Linked DNA regions of Homo sapiens: all the other regions are linked to region 1. Evidence: chromatin loops called from intact Hi-C (ENCODE). Cell type or tissue: mammary epithelial cell. All regions are shown on one strand. Region 1 holds the start of LINC00466 (long intergenic non-protein coding RNA 466). Region 2 overlaps ITGB3BP (integrin subunit beta 3 binding protein). Region 3 overlaps ATG4C (autophagy related 4C cysteine peptidase). Region 4 overlaps EFCAB7 (EF-hand calcium binding domain 7).

Region 1 (5,000 bases):
ATAGTTCCAAAATTTTATTTCAATCATGCCAATCAGTTAAAGACTTTACTGGCTTCTTAATAACTTTGGGCTCTTCAGCCCAGTATTCAAGAGTCTTTATTATTTTACTCTGGCCATTCCCTTATCTCATTTCAGTTAAACCAAACTATATGCTGCTCCTCGTGTCTTGCATAAATCTGTGTCTTTACTCGTGCTGTGTTCTCTTTCTTTTCCCAGAACTCTGTTCCTCTTTTTCTTTACCTAACTGCTGCTTATCATTCACAACAGCTCAAATATTATTTCCTTTTTTTTTTTTGAGACGGAGTCTCGCTCTGTAGCCCAGGCTGGAGTGCATTGGGGCAATCTCTGCTCACTGCAAGCTCCGCCCCCCGGGTTCACGCCATTCTCCTGCCTCAGCCTCCCGAATAGCTGGGACTACAGGCGCCGGCCACCACGCCCGGCTAATTTTTTGTATTTTCAGTAGAGACGGGGTTTCACTGTGGTCTCGATCTCCTGACCTCGTGACCCGCCCGCCTCGGCCTCCTAAAGTGCTGGGATTACAAGCGTGAGCCACCGCGCCGGACAGTTCAAGTATTATTTCTTAGGGAAACCTTCCTACCCACCTATTCTCTTTCCCAGGCAGAGTTAGTTATGTTTCTTTTGCGCTCCTGTAACATTCTATCATATATTTATAACTCATCACACTACATTTTAGCTATGGACTTCCCTGAATAAGTCCCCCATTAGAGTGAGAATGTGTCTTACTGATCGGGTTATTCAAGCAATATTTATTGAGCCACACCTCCACCCCTACACCACTAGTACTTGGCTGGAGGCTAGGGATACAACAGTGAACAGATAAAAATTCCTGCCCTTCTGGAATTAACATTCTAAAGGTGGAATCTATCTTCTTACTCACCTTTGTGGTTCCAGTGTCTGGCCCTTGATGAATACGATAAGGTTAGAAAAACAGCTGGGTCTAACAACTAGCCTTTTGAATATTTTCTTTTCAAAGGATCTTTTCCTTTATCTACGTTCCCTTTTAAATTTCTTCCATGTGTTTGTTAGTCAAATACTTCCATGTAGTCTAAATGTACTATACCTAGACAAAATGTCTAAGCAAATTTCAATTTTTACATTTCCCTTCTCTCTTCTTCCATCCCTTTCTGTTTCCTTATCATACATCTATTGTCCATTTCCCTTGAGACCAAGTACTTTCTGGCTGTCCAGAAGTACCATTAGGCATCCAACTTAGCACTTTCTTTTCCCAAAGTATCCCGGGTTCTAACTTACTTCTCCCCAATCTCCCCTGAAAACCCCTAAAGTCAGAGGTAGCTGGTCAGTAGCATCTTCCGTATTGAAGGCTTCACACTTTCTCTATCCCTACCCAGTGAGAAAGGCCCTCCTCTGCGCTGTTTCCCCTTGCCATGGCACCTATCAACCTGCATGACAAACACTGATTCTCTTGCCTGGTTCTTCCTTAAGGAACCTTGGGTTTAATTCTTCTTTTCATTCCTGGTACTTTCCAGGTCTACAACAGTTCAATAAATTACTAATAAGGAATAAATGAGTAAATAAATATATATTGTATACTTATATATCCTCTCCCCCTGAATTCAGCTGTGGGTATGACTTAAATCCAAGAAATTTTGGATTAAAATGAGAGTTACCAAAAAAGGCAGCTTTGACCCAAGGAAAACTTGTTTCTTTAAAAATGTTAGAAGAATTTAAATTTTTAAAATGTGTTTTGGCCTGGCAGGATGGTTCACACCTTTAATCCCAGCACTTTGAGAGGCTGAGGTGGGAGGATCGTTTGAGGCCAAGAGCTTGAGACTAGCCTGGGCAACAGAGCGAGATCCCATCTCTACAAAAAATAAAAATAAAAAATTACCTGGGTGTGGTGGTGTGCATCTGTACTCCCAGCTACTCGAGAGGCTAAGGCAGGAGGATCACTTGAGCCCAGGAGGTCGAGGGCTGCAGCCATCTACAATTGCACCACTGTACTCCAGCCTGAGACACAGAGTGAGACCCTGTCTCAAAGAAAAACAAAAAAATGTGTTTCGATATCCGCGATCCATGTCACATCTGTTAGTGTACCTTTAGTACATGACTTCTGCATTGTTTGCTAACTGACATTCTGTGTGAATAAAGCGTGTATCACAATGGTGTTTCCGTATGTTATCCAAGTGGGTCCTTTCCCCAGGATGTGAGTGAGCCTTTGGCATGGTCTTTTTAAGATTTTGCCAAGGGAAGACTGGGCTGGAACTAAGGAGCTAACATACCATTGAAATCAAATATCCCGTTGGGTGCACTGGAGGGTAGAGAAGAGGGGATTCCTGCACTCACGCTAAATGATAAACTTTTCCAAGGGCAGGGTCGTGAGAGGTCTTCCAGGTCACCTAGTGTTCTGAGTCATGCAGAAGTAGGAAATGGACACAATACTCCCCGCAGAGAATCCTTCCCACAGGACTGATCCTGTCCCTTCCTCCCCTCCCCCGCCCCACACAAGGCGGAATCCCCACGCAGTGCACTGCAGGCGCGGTGGCCACTGCCCCTAGAACCAGATCTCTCCCCCAGTCCCGTCCTCTCCAAGCTCCAGATATGTCAAGGATTCTTAAGCAGGGGTTTTCCAATCTGTCCCTTGAGGAACTACCCCTGAGGCAAGGCGGGCAGGCCCAAGCTGCGATGTGGAGAATTCGATGTCCGAGCGACCTCCTCGGAGGAGTGGGTCGAGTTAAATATAACCGCGCGAATGGAATGGCGCTAAAAATAAGGCAGCAGCTGGCCTGTCCACAGCCCTGTCCCGGGAGGGGCGGGGGCCCCAGTGGTCTTGGGCAGGAAGGCCGCGTCCGGCCCAGGGGCGAGAAGGCTGCGGCGTCCGCAGCCAGGGCTGGAAGGCCTGGGAGGCCGCGCTCTGTGGGCCCCGGGGCCTCCATTCGGGCTGGGTCGCGGGCCTGGACGGGGACTGTCCAGAGGCATCCGAAAGCCAGGCCAACTTGCCTGGACGTAACAAGACGGAAGGGCTGGGCGCTGAGGTCCTGCCAGCCCGGCCGCCAGAGGGAGCTGAGCGCCAGAGGAGGACAAGCCGAACCCTTCAGGAGGCCGGGCGTCTCCGGAGACCGAAGCGCCGGAGGACCCGAGGAGGTCTGCCCCGCGCGCTGCTCTGGAGACTCCCGGGGCGGGTGGCGCTCGGCCTTTCCGCTCCCTTCCTTCCCACAAGTCCCTTCCCGCGCGCGCCCCACGGCCCTGCCCGCCCTCCCGCGTCAGCGCCCCAACCGTCAAGCCAGCAATTGAAACGTTTCCAAAACGGTCTATTTATTTGCTCCCAATAAATCGATCGGCGGTGATTAAAGAATCGATGTGGCCTGGGTGGGCGAGTCGCTTGAGGGGAGGGATTGGGGGCTTTCGCCCGGCGCCTGCAGGGAGGCCGAGGGCGGGCGCGGGCCTGAGGGAGGCGTGTCCCGCCCGGGCCACACCCGAGGACCCGACACCTGGGCTGGCAGGCCCCGGCAGGCAGCGTTCCCTCCGGCGGAGAGGGGCGCGCGCCCGCCGCCTGCTTTCCTCGGCCCCTCTCGCCTTTCTCGCGCGCCGGGGAGGCTGTGGCCGCCAGTGGCTGCGGAGCTGCTCAGAGGCTTTTGTTGCTCCTCGGCCGGCTGAATGGGGATTTTGTAAAGCGGGACAGATAAAAATGAGCAGCATCATATTGTTTGACAGAATGATCTCGCATGATGAAGTGTCGGCTCCGAAGGGGGTGAAAATGGTGAATTCCTAAAAACCCAGCCCTGGGCTCCTCCTCGAGCTGCCGGTAGCCTGGAGGGACCCAGCGGACAGCCGGGCCTGGCCGCATCGCTCCAAACGGTGTCAGAAAGACTCCGGCTTTCAATGCCAAGTCATTTTTAAGCCCCGATCCTGTCCAGGACCTTTCTCCTCGTGGATGAAAAGAACAATTTTCGAGAGAAAGGCTCGTTTTTATTAAATCCGACATGCTGCTGATAACTCCATGCTAATGTGAAATAATTAACATAATAGCCATAATTAAAAGCACGCTAACAATGCCATAAATTTATCACACAATTTTACTAGCTTTCTGCCCCTAACTGCTCTCTCATCGTTAATTAAACGTGTTGCCTTTTACAGAATGGATGTTTATATATTTCCAATATAAATAAATTCGAAACCATCCTCTCTCTCTTCCTCTTTCTCTCCTCCTTTCCTTTTGGTCTCTCGCCATTTACAGGCACGCCTTGGCGTGGACCCTGAGTGGCAGACATCTTGAAAATAAATGAAGTTTTGAGATGCAAATCCAAACAAGAACATTAAAATAGCCTCTTTTTTTCCACCCCGAAAAGATCCGGAGAGGTATACAAGGGGGTAGTGGTGGGTAAGAGAGTTGAAAATCCCCCGCTTTGGGAAATGGAAGTAATCTGGGTGGGTTGGGGCCTTGGGTACCACCTCTGCCCTTTCCCACCTTCCTTGGTGGCGGCCATCCAGACAAAGAGGCCGGTAATAGTTTAACAAATCTATGAAGATTTTCAAGAAGCAGCAGACTTTGATTGTTGCGGGCGCGGGGGTGTTGGGGAGAAAGGAGGGGAATTTTTCTAATAGTCCCACCCACGTTTTGCTCCCTCTTGGACAAAGAGTAACTACTCTTGGTGGGGGACGCGCCCTTCACTCCGCGGAACCTGGTCCCAACTCCCCGTATTGTAAGAAAAGTGCACCCGCGCGCGGGCATGATGATTCTATCTCACATCGCGCCAACGACTTATTCAAGCCACTGGCACTGTCTCTGACTTAAAAGAGGAGAAAAGAGGCATATGGGTTCACTTGGGCCTGGTGAGGGGTAGGTGGGCAATTCCCGCCTTCCGCACTCTAACCGTGCCCCTCCTCCAGTGTTGACCACCTAAGAACCCAAAATGAGCTGTAATTAATTTCCCTTTCTCCATCATAAATTTTTCTATCCATTTCTTCCCCCCCATCCCCCCACTGGACGCACACACTAAATCTCCCCTCCCCTGGAGACG
Region 2 (5,000 bases), 130 kb after region 1:
TACCTATATAACTTGAATTATATATGAAACCAATCTACTTCTTAACTCTGTATTACCTGACTAACATAGATTACTTTATAAAATGTTTTGGCTTATAACCTAAGGTTAGTTTTCAATGCTATAATAATCCTTTTTTAGTATATTTTTGGTAACATCCTATTATAAGCACTGTATCAGAATAAATTTCTTAAACAGTATGAAGAACATAATTAATGAAGGTAATTTATATAATTTATAGTAACAGTTTTTAAAAACCTTTCATTTTAAAAAGGTGAATCTAAAATTTCTCTAAGTGGAAAGTGAATTATTTTCTTTTTTTCTGAGATAGGTGTCTTGCTGTGTTGCCCAGTCTGGTCTTAAACTCCTGGGCTCAAGCAATCCTCCTGTTTCAGCCTCCAGAGTAGTAGCTGGGATTAAAGGCTTGTGCCATTGCACGCAGTGGAAAATTTTCAACCTTAACTTGTTATATTTTGTTTCAGATTTTCATGTAGTTTTCATTTTTCATGATATATTCAAATGACATGGTAATATTTTCTACTAATTTTGTTAAAACTTAGGGCAAGTACCAAAGGAGTAGCAGTTTTCCTTACAGAAATGGTCAAGAAAAGCAGAGGTTTCACTATCAAGATAACATACTCTGTGATTCCCTCCTCCCCTTTATTTTGGGAGTGACAACAAAAACATGATGATGACAGAAAACACCACAGAATAACTGAAATTTAATATTTCAAAATAATTTGGAATGGATCACATATTGCCCCTTAATAAAGGTCTTTTCTTTAAATTCAGTACTCTTTGTAGTTTAGTTCAAAAAAAACTTCATATTTTAAACATTTGTACTGAAAAAATACACTCTAATATTTTATAAATGGTGTAAAATTTTAAAACCTTGAAAATGTTTTTTTCTCTATAAGCATAGGAAAATAAAAACTCACTCCTGAGATAGAGGCTACACAATAGACTAGATAAATCTTTAAAAAAATTTCTACAGAATCTATAAATTAATAAGCAGCTGGGGCTTTAAATGGGAAAACTGGTACTTAATTCCACTCATCATTACATTTAATCTGAATTTCAGAAAAACACAGAGTTCTACCAAAGGTGCCACTTTTATACATGCTTTATTAAGTCTACCCACAAATGCTAAAAGTCCACAGAAGTGTATGTGGTACAGAATATAAGTCAAGATCTTCCTCTCCATGTTGGCTTACATTAAAGAGCCAAGAAGAAATGTATTATTTACATTGAGATTATCTACTGGTGCGTGTAGAAAGTTTAAATTAGCTGCAAGAAATTTTATCTAGACATGCACCTGCCAACTGCTACGAGCTGGTATTTACTGGGCAGATTAATTACAAATATTTCTCTGTTCCTTTAAATATGATCAGGCAGATGCAGAAGTTGGTGCTCATGGTGAGTGCATTTCTTCTTAATGCCTGTGAGATATAAAAGATAATTATATTATCAAGAATTAGTTAACATGCACGTCATACATGACTTAAGAAGTGATTTTAACACCTAATAACAATCTAGTTTGGTACCTAGTTTAGTTAGATGCTGCTGGCAACCTCTCATTTGCTTTTTTCTTTTGAGACGGAGTCTCACTCTCCCCCAGGCTGGAGTGGAGTGGCATGGTCTCGGCTGACTGCAACCTCTGCCTCCCGTGTTCAAGTGATTCTCCTGCCTCAGTCTCCTGAGTAGCTGGGACTACAGGTGTGTGCCACCACACCCAGCTAATTTTTGTATTTTTAGTAGAGACGGGGTTTCACTATGTTGGCCAGGCTGGTCTTGAACTCCTGACCTCGTGATCTGCCCACCTCGGCCTCCCAGAGTGCTGCGATTACAGGCATGAGCCACTGTGCCCGGCCTTATTTGCTTTTTGATTATCTTCACTAGTAACTGTCAATATGACTACTCTGACATAGCACTCAGTATTCTTTACCTTATGTGACCATACTTACATGAGATACTTCTCAGAGAATTTTAAAACTCCAACAGGGCCTACAGAAAACTTATTTACATGCCTTTGTCTATAAGCCTTAGGGGCCTTTCAGCAGGTGTTTCCTCCAACAGCTGCCCCCCGCCCAAAAGACAGTATTTACTATGACAGATTCCTATTCAGAATATGTCCCTCTGGGGACTCCTAGTGGTGGTAGAGGCTCATGTCTCTTCAGCCTTAGAATCCTTCTGTGAGAGAAAGCCCTTGAAGGAAGCAGCCTTTGGCAACTAATGGCATACATTACCACAGGGCATGTGGGAAGAGATCTTTAAAAATGACCTAATAAGGCTGGGGGTGGTGGCTCATGCCTGTACTCCTAGGCCAAGGCAGAGGGACTGCTTGAGCCCAGGAGGTCAAGGATGCAGTGAGCTATGATTGCACCATTGCAGTCCAGCCAGGGCGACAGAACGAGACCCTGTCTTTAAAAAACAAAAACAAACAAACAGATAATCCCATCCTGAGGTGATCTGTCTGCTGTGAATTCCCATAACACTGCTTATTCTTCATTTGGTACTTACAGTAGAGAATAATACTTCTCAGTCTGAAGGGGAAGAAACTTCTGTCAACTCTTCCTCTGTACTCCATGGAAGTGTGACAAATTTGATTGGCCAAAGTCCAGAACATTCATTGGTCTACATTTTACTAGTAACATTACACAAATTCTTCCCTCCTTGTAGTTTCCCTATCACTGTCTACTCTCAATCCCAGTGGACCTTTTTTATTATAATACTTCCTAATTTCATGTAGTAGGGAGACCAACCCATTCTATTGTGCTGACCTGCAGTCAAGCATGTAAAAGGCAGGCTTGTGGTCTTCACAGCATTAACAGTCACACGGACTTGGGGGTCTATTTAAAAGATCCAGCTTTTAGGTTCAGTAAAGTGCACAGAATTCAAGATTTAAACTTAGTGTGAGAAAGAAGAGGTTGCATTTCTGCTTTAAGGCAATCTACCTTAGTTACCCCAAGCTTCTACTAGAGAGCCTGCCATGTTGGGGGTTATCAATTCCACCACCAATCAAGTTGATACTTTGATCCTCATTGGATGCACAATCCTTGTTTGTACTTGTTATTGGCCAGAACTTAGAAGAGTCTGAACTTGTATCATTTATCATAACTTGCCTTATATTTTGTGTCCTTATTAGGTTTCAAACTGTCATAATACACAGCGCTTTGTTCATACTAAGCCTCATCCTTGTGTTACCCAAGTGATTCATCCACATTGTTACTAAAGTATCCCAATATCCCGTTATCATTAGCCAAAATGTTTTTCTCTTCCCATCTTTTGATGGTCTTAGCACTCTGGCTGTGGCCTCTGGGTTGCTGTCACCCTTACTTTCTCTCTTATTCTAGCATTGTTTCACAAAGGCTTCACTTTTTAAAGGCTCTGGGAGTGAATCTGTATGGGACAGTCCTCCCCACTGAACAATTACAGGTCAAGAGGAATAATCACTGAAGTGTGACAGAGGGCTGGAGCAGTTGTGCAGGTAGGGAAGTTGGCCACGGTGATATCAGGAGTACTGTCAGGTTTCTAGGGCATAAGGACAAAATCAGGAGTTTCATTCACATCCTCCCTTACGCATACCAGTCAGGCAGCTATGACAAATATACAAAAGAGCAATGAGAGAATATGGGGGAGAGGGATTTGGGGAAGCTTATGCAGAAGATGAGTTCTAAGCAGGTTTTGAAAGACGGGTAAAATTTTGACAATAATGAGGGAAAAGGCATGCTAGGTTGAGCAGACAAGACCCAAGGTAAGGACATGAGAAAGGCACTTTCTGGGGAAGGTGTCTGAGAAATGGCAAGTAATCTGGAATGAATAAGGCACAATGAAGAAACTGGAAAGGTAAGCTGTGGGCAGATCAGGGAGACTCCTGAATGTCAGTTTAAATTTGGATTTTATCATACATATGGTAGAGTGATACCTTCTAAAGCATACATTTGTCCAGTAGCAGGATAGGCTGTAGGGGAAAGGGACCAAAGTGCAGACAGGTAGGTTACAATAGGGACAATGATAATCTGGAAGAGAGGTAATGGAGAAATAAACTGGTACAGTGGGTGTGGAAAGGAGAATTAAGCATTCTCAGAAGTAATATAATCTGGCAGCGTTTGGATGTGGGGACAAAGAGAGAGAGAATTTGACCAATGGAATGATATAATCCCTAGAAAGGTAGAAGAAAAACATCTTTGGAGGGGAAATGATGAAATCAGTATACTTGGGGGACATTGTATGGCAGCTGAGATTGTGGGTTTATAGCCCAGGAGACTATAATAATTTGGAAACCATATACACTAAAGTGAAAAGTCAGGGAACGAAGGAGATAATGAAGGAAATGCTCAAAGTGAGATGAAAACATGGTGAAAGGCAGAACTGAGGGAAATGCCTCAAAGGTGAAGTCACTTAATTTCACTGTCATTGCTCTTTTGCTTCTCACTGAAAGGGAAGTTGACTGGTAGCTCAACCTTAATTCTTTCCAGTTTCTTGAAAGTATTACTCAAAGACTCAAAAGAACACCCCAAAATGTGGTTATCTTTACTAAAATCCATTAACACAAAGCTATTCTCAGTACTCTGAATTCCCTGTAAGTTTATTACAGAGATTATCAAACACTAAATGTTGCACGTTCATTTACTAAATGTGTAACTGTGACGATGTATCTATGATCACCACCTAATATGTTCTCTGTTGGATTTTCATGGGTCAGAAATTTTGTAAAATGGTAACCTTATAATGAATGAATATAAGTGTATGTGGATGGATATATATAAGATATATATATCCTATATATATATTACATATAGGATATATATATTACATATAGGATATATATATTACATATAGGATATATATGTATATATGTACATATATGTAGGATATTACATATAGGACATATATAATCTATTACATAATAGGATATATATATATCTCCTATTACAATATATATATATCTCCTATTACATATAGGAGATATATATATATCTCCTATTACAATATATATATAT
Region 3 (5,000 bases), 470 kb before region 1:
AACAGGTAGATCAATGTTAGAAAAAGTCCAACTAAGATTATACTTGTATTGACTAGTGCCATGGAGGTTCCAGTTTAGCTAGGTTGAATCTCAGTATATAAAGTAAGTTAGCTAAGCATTTTGCAGAAGTCATAGTTTTGAAAACTCATATTTTGCCCTATATTGAGTGACATATTGTTGGATTTGAATCTAATATGCAGTTGAACTTTTCATTGGAAAAAAAAGCAGCTTGAATGTATATATTTTGCATATCTTTTGGTGATGATACGGGATACAAATTGGGTCACTAGGATGTACAGGGAGAGAAAGAGTGATTTTAATTGATTTCACCATGAACATAACAAATATGACAACTTATTTTTTCCACACTTTAATAGATAGCATGAAGTTAAAAATCCCTTAGTTTTAGGCATTGAATGTAGGGAAACTATAATTTTATGAGCTCAAATCCAGCTCCCCTCCCCTCCCCTCCCATTAATGGAGTTGGAGTCTTGCCCTCTTGCCCAGGCTGAAGTGTAGTGGCACGATCATATCTTACTGCAGCTTCAAAACTTCTGGGCTCAAGCAGTCCTCCTGCCTCAGGCTCCTGAATAGCTGGGATTGTACATGGGAGCCACAGCACCCAGCTCCTAGATTATTTCTTAATTGAGCTTGTTCTTTAATTCAAAAATTTCCCACACTTATCTCCCATCTGCCCAGTTCTCTCCCTTTACCACAGACTTGTTAATTTTTGTATATCCTTAGTTTATTTATATAAATATGAATATACAGTCTTATGTTCTTTTTAACACAAACTTATTTTTTCTACATACAGAAAAAGACTTGGTCACTTCAGTGATTTTTAAGGACAGGCTAAGCATTTAAGCATTAAAAAAATTTTTAAACATAGTACTAAGGTGTGATTGTGAGGAACAAAAAGATTGCAGTGATTACTTTTATATTCTGCCCTTTTTCTACTTTTGTATTCCCTAAAGATGCCAAACTCTACTAACAGCCAAATCCATTAGCAAGACAGTAGAGAAACTAGGGCAGCCTCCCCAGCCCATTTATATCTGTGGCACTGTGTCTATTGGAGAAAAGTGAACTAAAGAGACAAAAGGACTGATGAGAAAGAGGGCAGGGACCATAATGGAATGGTTTCACCTGTTCCAGCCTGTTCCCTGAGAAGAAACAAGAATTAAAGCACACTCAAAGAGAAAGTTGAAGAATACGCAGTTATGTACTAATTGTGTGAATTGCTAAAACCCTCAAGTTGACCTCTTTTTATGTCAATATAGAACATTTACCTGAGTCTGTGTATTTGTTTAAAAAGTCTCGATATCCTTGTTAAAAGGTTTATAAACATTAACCCAAAATCTCCAACAAAACAGACTTAACTGCATTTTAATAGAAATGGCTAACTTGATTCTAAGCCTCATACTTTTTTCATGTCTTTTTCATGTTTTCAAGTGTTAGAAATGCATACCACTTTTGACACACTTCCTTTCTTTTGCAGAATGGCACTAATATCACAAAAGGTTGAAATTTGGTGAATTAAATATATAAAAATGTTGGCTCTTATATTTTACAGTTTTGCAGAGTGGAGAGGACCATCTGCGTAGGATGAACTAAAACACCATTTGAAAATCATGTTTATAGTGATGGGAAAAAGCTAGATAGAAAATTTTAAATAATAGTTTTATATATACTTGTCTATCAAAGATAAATTAATCCTAAAGAACTTTAAAAATTACAGACATTCCACTGCCCTTCTCCCAAAAAGATGTCTTTTCGAAAAATGGATCCCAGCTGTACAATAGGATTTTACTGTCGAAATGTTCAGGACTTCAAACGAGCTTCTGAAGAAATCACCAAGGTATCTTTATTTAAAATATTATATTTGTAAATGACCTAATTTTATTAGAAACAGACTGTCAGAAAGCAAAAACCTGTAAATTATAATTTTTTATAAAATTTCCTCTTGAATGTTAATATTATTAGGAGTATTGTGAATTGAAAAATAAAGCCATTTGAGGAATCTTAGCGTTTGAGGCAAATGAAATCTAGTGACAAGTTGAAAGTATTGATTGGTCCACTAGGTGGCACTGTTGAAATAAAAATCCTGTTGCAAACGCTAGACCGGTCCAAGCAATTAGGTTATATTCTATTTGAAGAAGATTTTAAAAGGGCAATCCCTTAGGGGTAGGAAAAAAATTAATGAAGTATTTGATCAAGCCAAATTGTGCATTATTTCTTGTTAGTCCAAGTGCTTCTTTGATTTTTTTAAAAAGAGAAATGGTATTTTTGGATTTCTCAGAACTGCTTTATCAAATGAGCTGTGTTTTTACCTTTCAGTAAGCTTGTCTAATCTGATCTATTCTACTTATAGGATCCTTGAAAGAGGTTTATTTAACTTCTTCTCATTACATTTATACTTCTACATTTTTTTGGTCCTTGAGTACTGCTAAAACATTTATGGAACCTTAATATCTGTCTCTATGTAGTATTTTAGAAAATAAAAAAAGACTGCTTTTTAAAGAAATACACATAGTTTGATAGCTCTTTATTTGTACCAGTAGTTAGGCTATCATTTTATGGTATGTAAGACCAATACTCGTCATTTTTGGGAATTTTTTTTTTTTTTTTTGAGACTAGGTTTCACTCTTGTTGCCCAGGCTGGAGTGCAATGGCGCGATCTCGGCTCACTGCAACCCCTGCCTCCCAGATTCAAGCAATTATCTTGCCTCAGCCTCCTGAGTAGCTGGGATTACAAGCATGTGCCACCATGCCTGGCTAATTTTGTAATTTTAGTAGAGACGGGGTTTCTCCATGTTGGTCAGGCTGGTCTCGAACTCCTGACCTCAGAATTCTTCACTGGAACTTATATATAATAGTAACTTATTACTGCTTTATTTCCAGTTAATTTTATTCAGGAAAGTGGACATAGTAAGTTGAAATTTTATTTTTACAATGTAAAAATGGAATGATAAAAAATAAAACGTTTCATATAAGCTAGATTTAGTTTACTTGACCTGCCATATGAAAGAGGAAATTTAGCAGGAATGTGGCAGGAAAATGAATGAGGAAAGGAACAAATGAGATATGTGGGAACCATTCCATATTCTTCATTTCTCACAGTTGTTCTCTTTTCATTCTCCTTTTTCAACATGGAAGGCCAGGTGAACATAACAAAATATATATTTTTCATTTTTCCTCCTATTACTGGAAATTAGTATATGCATTTGTATATTTTAGTTTGACAGTTCTTTGTCTCTACAAAGTATCATGTATATGCTAAAGTATACAAATACAGGTGATATTGTGATATTTATTGATGTTGATGAACATTTTCCATTAAAAAGTCCCATTTCCCTGTTTCCATTCATGTATTTTCTATCTGGATGAAAATAAATATGTTTAAAACAGTAAAGCAGTTTACTCCTGGAATAGAAACAAACCAGATTATTATTACCAAATTAAAAAAAAAAGCAAAATTAAAAAATGTGTGCTGATATTTTCTAATTAAAGACACTTATGGCTTTTACATTGGAAAAATACTTAGAAATTATTATTCTTGAGCATCAGAATAATATGCATTAAGGCAAAGAGAAATTATGTTGAAATGTCTTTTGGAAGTACTGAGAATTTTGTAAGAATCAATTAACTTTGCTTTAATAATAGTGTTCTTCTTAAGTCAATAGCTTTTTGTAGCAGTATCAAAAACTCACCATGTCAGTTAATGACACAGTTTCTTTTGCCTGGAAGGTTATAAGTTAAGCACTTGCCTTTTTTTCTTAAAAACTGAATTTGGCAGTTTTAGTTCAATCATTGTTTTTAACCCTTAAAAATTAAAATAACTTAAAATTATTTGTTTCTGTATAAGATGTATCTTTTCAGTTTTCTCATTTTGAAAATGAAGCTGGTAGTCTAGAGTCTCATGTTTAATTCGTAATACCCTATGAACGAATAACTCCTTATGCTATATGATTTTAAAATATTAATAAAAATTGTTAAACCAATTCAGTGTTTAGCAGAATTCAGTCTAGCAAGTATCTGCATAACTATCATATACAGAGCACAAAATGACCAAGATACAATCTCTGCTTTTGAACAAGGTGTAAAACTTCCATCCTCAAGTAACGTTTATACTTCAGTAGGGGAAATAAGACAAGTAGACATATATTACATTGAATATGGTAAGCATCCATATGGAAATAGAAATAAATTGATAGAGGAAAGAAGAGGGTTGAAATGAGAGAGATGTCACATCTAAGTCAAAGTACTTTATTGTGATGGTCATATTTAAGAAGGGCTTTAAAGTATAGGCTTAATTTCTACTGGCTTAGGGAAAGAGAAGGTTACTTCAAGCTGAGGAAATACCAAAAGGAAAAGTATAGAAGGAAAGTGGAGAGTTTGTCTAGAGAATGGCAAGTAGTCCAACTTGGTAGGTGCCAAGGCTTCATATTAGGCAGGGTTTCTGCTTCTACTGCCTGAATCAAAATCCCTAAAGGTGTGGCCTGGGAGTCTCCATTTCTGGCAAGCCTCCCACACAGTCTTGTGTGCCAAATTTGAGAACCACTTGCATAAGACAGGGCAACCCAAGATGTGACACTTGATGTTGTTTTTAGGTGGCACTAGGACAAACATTTTAATACTTAACATTAACTGGCATATTAAATGTGTGACTTATTGATTTGTACAAGGCTATTTAGGTTAAAAATGATGAAAAGAAAAATATTCATTAATCATGATAGTGAAAGGGGTATATAAGTCTCTGAGTTTTGGGAAACACTGTTATAGGAAATACTGAAGGAAGAGTCTAGAAAAGTAGATTAGAATAATACTATGGAGAGTCTTGAATTAAAGCTGAAGAAGTTGTACTTTAGTAATATGTTGATTTTGTTAAATTAATTTTAAAATTTCAGGCATACAGAAATATAGAGAATAATATAGTAAATACCCATGTGTTACCACTGAGCTTAAGAAAGTTATATATATAATTAATAAGTGTGTTATCTTCC
Region 4 (5,000 bases), 220 kb after region 1:
ATGTTAAGTTATAGTAAGACTTTGTCTCTGTGTCATTAGTTGGGCTCATACCAATATAATTTTTAAAATTTAGTTCAATTCAACAAATATTCACTAAGCATGTAATGTGTGCCAGTTATTTTGCTTAGTGTAAAATATGAGCTTGAATTTAAAAATATAAATTTTCATTTGACTATTAACAGTATACCAAGGACTACCTTGGTATATGCTACACTATAGCATAGTATTTATTCATTCATTTATTCAACAAATATTTATTGAATGACTACTGTGTGCCAGTGTTCTAGATGTTGATTAGATTAGTGATCTAGAGTTTTGGGTAGAGATCTACCTGGGCTTGAATCTTAGCTTTATCACTTAATAACTGTGTGATCTTGGGTGAATTTGTCAGCAGCCCTTCAGAGTTTCAGTTTTCTTACCTATAAATAGGGAGTAATTATATTTAGTGTGCTTTGGAAAGATTTAAATCGTATGTAAACATATGTAAAGCATTTAGCACAATGCCAAGGACATTAATAAAGAATAGTGTTAATAATGTTAATACTATTTATTATATACAAAGGACATTAATAAATACTAGTATTAATATTATTATAGAACGAAGAAATAACTGGATGCTTGTATGGGAACGACATGATGAAAGTATAGTTTAAGAAAAGTTAATCTACTGTTGTGTTATATATAGAGACCTCAGAGACACCATCTAAGAGGCCGATAGAGTTTTCCAAATATAAAGTGATGATAACTTGGCCTAGGATAGTACTTAATGTAATACGATAGGGGCAGGTGTAATAGAAAAATGCCAAAATTAGTCTGTAAGTCATAACGATTATTTAACAAAGAGACTAAAGTTTTGTATGTAAGTCAAGAGCAGGGAATGGTGTGGATGATAATTGGGAATTAGGTAAAAGGTACTAAGATAATTTAATGATTAAAAGAAAAGGGCATACTGTCAACTTTTTAATACTGTGAGTTTCATATAAAATGTAATGTCTTTTGGAAATAATTGATAGCTCTGTATATCTTACCTTTTAATATCCTGTTTCGGATCTTGATATTGCCCACTGTTGCTTGCTATCTATTTCTTAGATGAGCTGAAATTATTATTTTTTTAAGTAAGTGACTCTTTTGTTATTCAGCAGCATTCAGTTCTTTGTTTACATTTTTCTTTTCTTTATTTATTTATGCATTTTTTTTAAGACAAGAGTTTCACTCTGTCACCCAGGCTGGAATGCAGGTGGGATCTTGGCTCAGTGCAACCTCCACCTTCCAGGTTCAAGTGATTCTCCTCCCTCAGCTACCCAAGTAGCTGGCATTACAGGAGCATGCCACCATGCCTGGATAATTTTTGTGTTTTTAGTGGAGACGAGGTTTCACCATGTTGGCCAGGCTGGTCTCGAGCTCCTGACCTCAAGTGATCCGTCTGCCTTGGCCCCCCAAAGTGCTGGGATTACAGATGTGAGCCACCACGCCTGGCCACATTTTTCTTTAAGTCTTGTTTCTTCCTGGGTGGTTTTCTGGAAAAACAGAGAACCTGCTAGACAAATTCTAAAAGAACTGTAATACTTGAAGTTTTCTTTTTTTATTTCATAAATTTCATATATTCCTGAGGTTTTATAACCATTCTGAAAAGTACTTGGTTGTGAATGTACAGAATAAATTACTGAAAGGATTGTTAAATTAATTTTCCAGATACTTTAAATTTATTTTAAACAAGTTTGGGTATCTCAACTTCATGTGGAACAGAAAAGTATGGAATTGGGACAGAGAAGGAGGGACTTTTCAGAAATTAGAAAATTGTTGTGATAGATAAGGGTAAGCCATGTTTTAAACCACAAAACCACACAATTGGTAAAGGACTTGAATTACAAAAGGAAAATAAGATCCTTACAGGTACTATACGCATATTACTTTCCATTGGCCATACTTAGTTACTGCATTATTATTCTTTTTAAAATCCCGAATTCTATCCATTTACTTAGGTTCTGTGATGGTCAAGGAATGTCAGGAATTTTCCTTTCAGAGAGGAATAGCTTCACCTTCCTTGCTAAGACCAGTCATGTCTAGAATTAGAGTAAGCCCCAAACTATCAGTTGTAAACTCCAGAGATGCAATACTTCCTATATTCAGATTCTTAGAGTATGCCTACATTTATGTTTTATTCATATATAGTACAACATATGCACACACATCACACACATGTTGTACAACCTATATATTATAAATGTCAAAACATATATAGCATCTACATTGTATACCATTTATATGTTATGTGTATGTCTATATATGGCAATACAAATAAAAACATTTGAAATTCCAAATGGTTCATTATCTGTTTTTTGTGAAAGCTCCAGATAATAATTTTCTTATAAGTTTCTCACATTTTCAAAATGTTGATCAGTTCAACCTGTCAATTAGATTTCAGGCCACATCAATTTTACCCTCCATAAATTATCTATTTAACCTTTTATTTTTTAAGTATGTATAGTTTACAATTCTTTAATAACAAAAAGTGCAACAACTGGTTACCTACCTGTCTTATCATACCCCAAAGCAAATAGCTTCCTAATAAGTATGTGACATAGGAAATCTTTATAAAAAGCAGTAGTGATGATAATGATAGTGATGAGTTCCTCCTCTGACTAAATCTATGGCAGATCTACTGCTTAATAATTCTTTCTCACTGAAAATTTTAATAATACAGAATTTGTATGTTAAAACAAATCATTTTCATTCACTACAGTGTTCCAAGAAAAATGGGACTATACTGATGTATTTGTTTTGATAACAAGAATTTTTTGCTTTAGTATTTGGTTTTGTACTTTTCAGCATTTCGTTATATATTATGAATGAAAATAAGTAAAATTTGTATATGACAAATAAAGGAAATAACAGTTCAGTTTGCACTTATATGAATTTACCTGAATTGGTAGAATACAGCACCACCTCATGCCCTATATAAGAATTACAAGCTATTATTTTATTTCTGCTTTATAATGTCAAAAAATTATATCATACATGGAATTTCTTACTCTTATTCTAAAATTATTTTCAAAACTCAACCTTCTTTCATTTTTCTCTTAATACTCAAACTGTCAGCTTAATCTATAATCCTTTCAAACTGATTTATTTGAATGAGCCAGCCAATTTGTCAGTAATTTTTTCTTTTAGTTCATAACATTTTAGTCTAGGTCCTAGAGAAAAAGCTTTGTATGATTGAAAGTCTATTTGTTTGAAAGGGTATTTTTTTTTCTTTTTCTTTTTTTTTTGAGATGGAGTCTCACTCTATTGCCCAGGCTGGAGTGCAGTGGCACCATCTTGGCTCACTGCAACCTCCGCCTCCCGAGTTCGAGTGATTCTCCTGCCTCAGCCTCCTGAGTAGCTGGGGCTACAGGTGTGCACCACCACGCTGGCTAATTTTTGTAGTTTTAGTAGAGACAGGGTTTCACCACATTGGCCAGGTGGTCTTGAACTCCTGACCTCGTGATCTGCCCACCTCAGCCTCCCAAAGTGCTGGGGATTACAGGCGTGAGCCACCGCACCCAGCCTTGAAAAGAAATTTTAAGTTGAGTAAGCATTGTATGTTTAATAACTCTGGCAGATCTTAAGTTGAATGTTTCCTTTTGAACAGTAGGAGCTATAAGTTCTCCTAGTGAAGTTATTTAGAATTCAAATTGATCTGTATATTACACTGAAGTTTGGTTGATATAAATAATGTGGTATTTGTCTTACTTTAATAACTGTTGTTCTACCATTTTCCAGCTATATTAATCCATATTTAATGTTATAGTATGTAGTTTGGCTGTCTTTCCAAAGAAACTCACAAATTCTCTTCTATTATAGCATTATTTTCTAGACATGGTACTTAGGAAAGACTTATAATAAAAATGTTTAACTTGTTCCCCAGTTAAATTTTATAAAGCTATGTCCTGTTAATCTGTGGCACTGCCCCAGAGGTAGCATCAGCACATTGAAAAATTCTTCCGAAATCTTTGAGTTTCCTAAATGGCACAAATTATGTTTACTACCAGTGTACCAGGCAAAGTACATTATCTTTTAAAGCTTAATTTAACCATTTTTTTAAAGCTGGGGGTAGGGCTGCTGTGCTGATGATTACAGTACAAATTTAAGAAATTTTGCAGCTACTAAATTCTACATTTTTAAAGTAAGAAAACCAAATAATTAAGTTTATCTTAACCCTTAAAAGTATGGAATCCCGATTGATAATGCCTTACCATACTTTATTGTAATATATTCATAAAGTTTATTTTAAAAACTGGCTTAAAAAATCACTGCAGATATTTAAATGTGAAATAGAACAGAACTTAGAATATAACTTACACACTGGAGAGAAAGTAAGGAGACCTAGCTTTTGGTTCTAGTTCTGCAGTCAATTGAGAACTATAGCTGTTCACATATATCACTTTATTTTTCAGACTTTTTTGTCAATCAAAAGAGAAGTCTGGACTAGACTGCTTTTTAGATTTCTTCTACTTTTATAAGTCTGTAATTCTAAAGTATTATCCTTTACCATTCCAAATAGGTAAATATAAAAAATATAAAATATATTGGATGAAATTCCATCTGATGCTATAATCAAAACTGATTGAAAGCATTTAAATGTTTTCCATTTAATGTCAGAATCATAATTCAAACTGTCTCAAAGTGTAACTTGTCTAAATGCTGTATAACATTTCTTTCATTTCTATTCTTTAGCAGTCATCACCATCCAAGGTCATGTTGATTATGTTAAGGGCAATTGGGTCTGAGGTAATGCCAGCATCTGTTGTTAGTCCATATATATGCCCATCCAAGAGATTTACAGGGAAGCTAAATGAAAGTCTGTGTATCATTACTCATCATTAATAGTTGAACTTGGGCCAGGCGCAGTGGCTCACGCCTGTAATCCCAGCACTTTGGGAGGCCGAGGTGGGCGGATCACTTGAGGTCAGGAGTTTGAGACCAGCCTGGCCAACATAGTGAAACCCCATCTCTACTAA

Evidence for each region. Peaks named below come from ENCODE experiments on the same cell type or tissue, not always from the same donor. Only the 100,000 strongest peaks of a DNase experiment are listed, where the experiment ranks them.
Region 2: it touches region 1 in a loop (11-fold over the local background); 32 of 110 quality-filtered maps call a loop at or near these places.
Region 3: it touches region 1 in a loop (7-fold over the local background); 4 of 110 quality-filtered maps call a loop at or near these places.
Region 4: a loop joins it to region 1, with 8 times the contacts of the local background. A loop is called at or near these places in 30 of 110 quality-filtered maps.

Annotation. Positions count from the first base shown.
Region 1 is chr1:63,314,079-63,319,078 of GRCh38, forward strand. LINC00466 (long intergenic non-protein coding RNA 466) reads right to left here and starts at 3,179. Exons shown (of 12, transcript NR_038252.3): 1 at 2,980-3,179; 2 at 1,871-2,009. RefSeq lists a silencer at 3,325-3,504. In mammary epithelial cell, a CTCF peak has its summit at 3,024 (motif pointing right); a DNase peak (open chromatin) is centred at 3,073; H3K4me3 peaks cover 898 bases; H3K27me3 peaks cover 609 bases.
Region 2 is chr1:63,439,668-63,444,667 of GRCh38, forward strand. ITGB3BP (integrin subunit beta 3 binding protein) reads right to left here. Exons shown (of 9, transcript NM_014288.5): 9 at 1,103-1,436. Among named protein-coding and RNA genes, the nearest start is that of ALG6, 75 kb to the left of the region's middle. In mammary epithelial cell, a CTCF peak has its summit at 2,146; no DNase peak of the experiment used is centred here.
Region 3 is chr1:62,839,693-62,844,692 of GRCh38, forward strand. ATG4C (autophagy related 4C cysteine peptidase) reads left to right here. Exons shown (of 11, transcript NM_032852.4): 10 at 1,736-1,855. Among named protein-coding and RNA genes, the nearest start is that of ATG4C, 58 kb to the left of the region's middle. In mammary epithelial cell, a CTCF peak has its summit at 2,077 (motif pointing right); no DNase peak of the experiment used is centred here.
Region 4 is chr1:63,535,203-63,540,202 of GRCh38, forward strand. All of the region lies in intron 6 of EFCAB7 (EF-hand calcium binding domain 7), which reads left to right. It also overlaps the pseudogene RNU7-123P. Among named protein-coding and RNA genes, the nearest start is that of EFCAB7, 14 kb to the left of the region's middle. In mammary epithelial cell, a CTCF peak has its summit at 2,955; no DNase peak of the experiment used is centred here.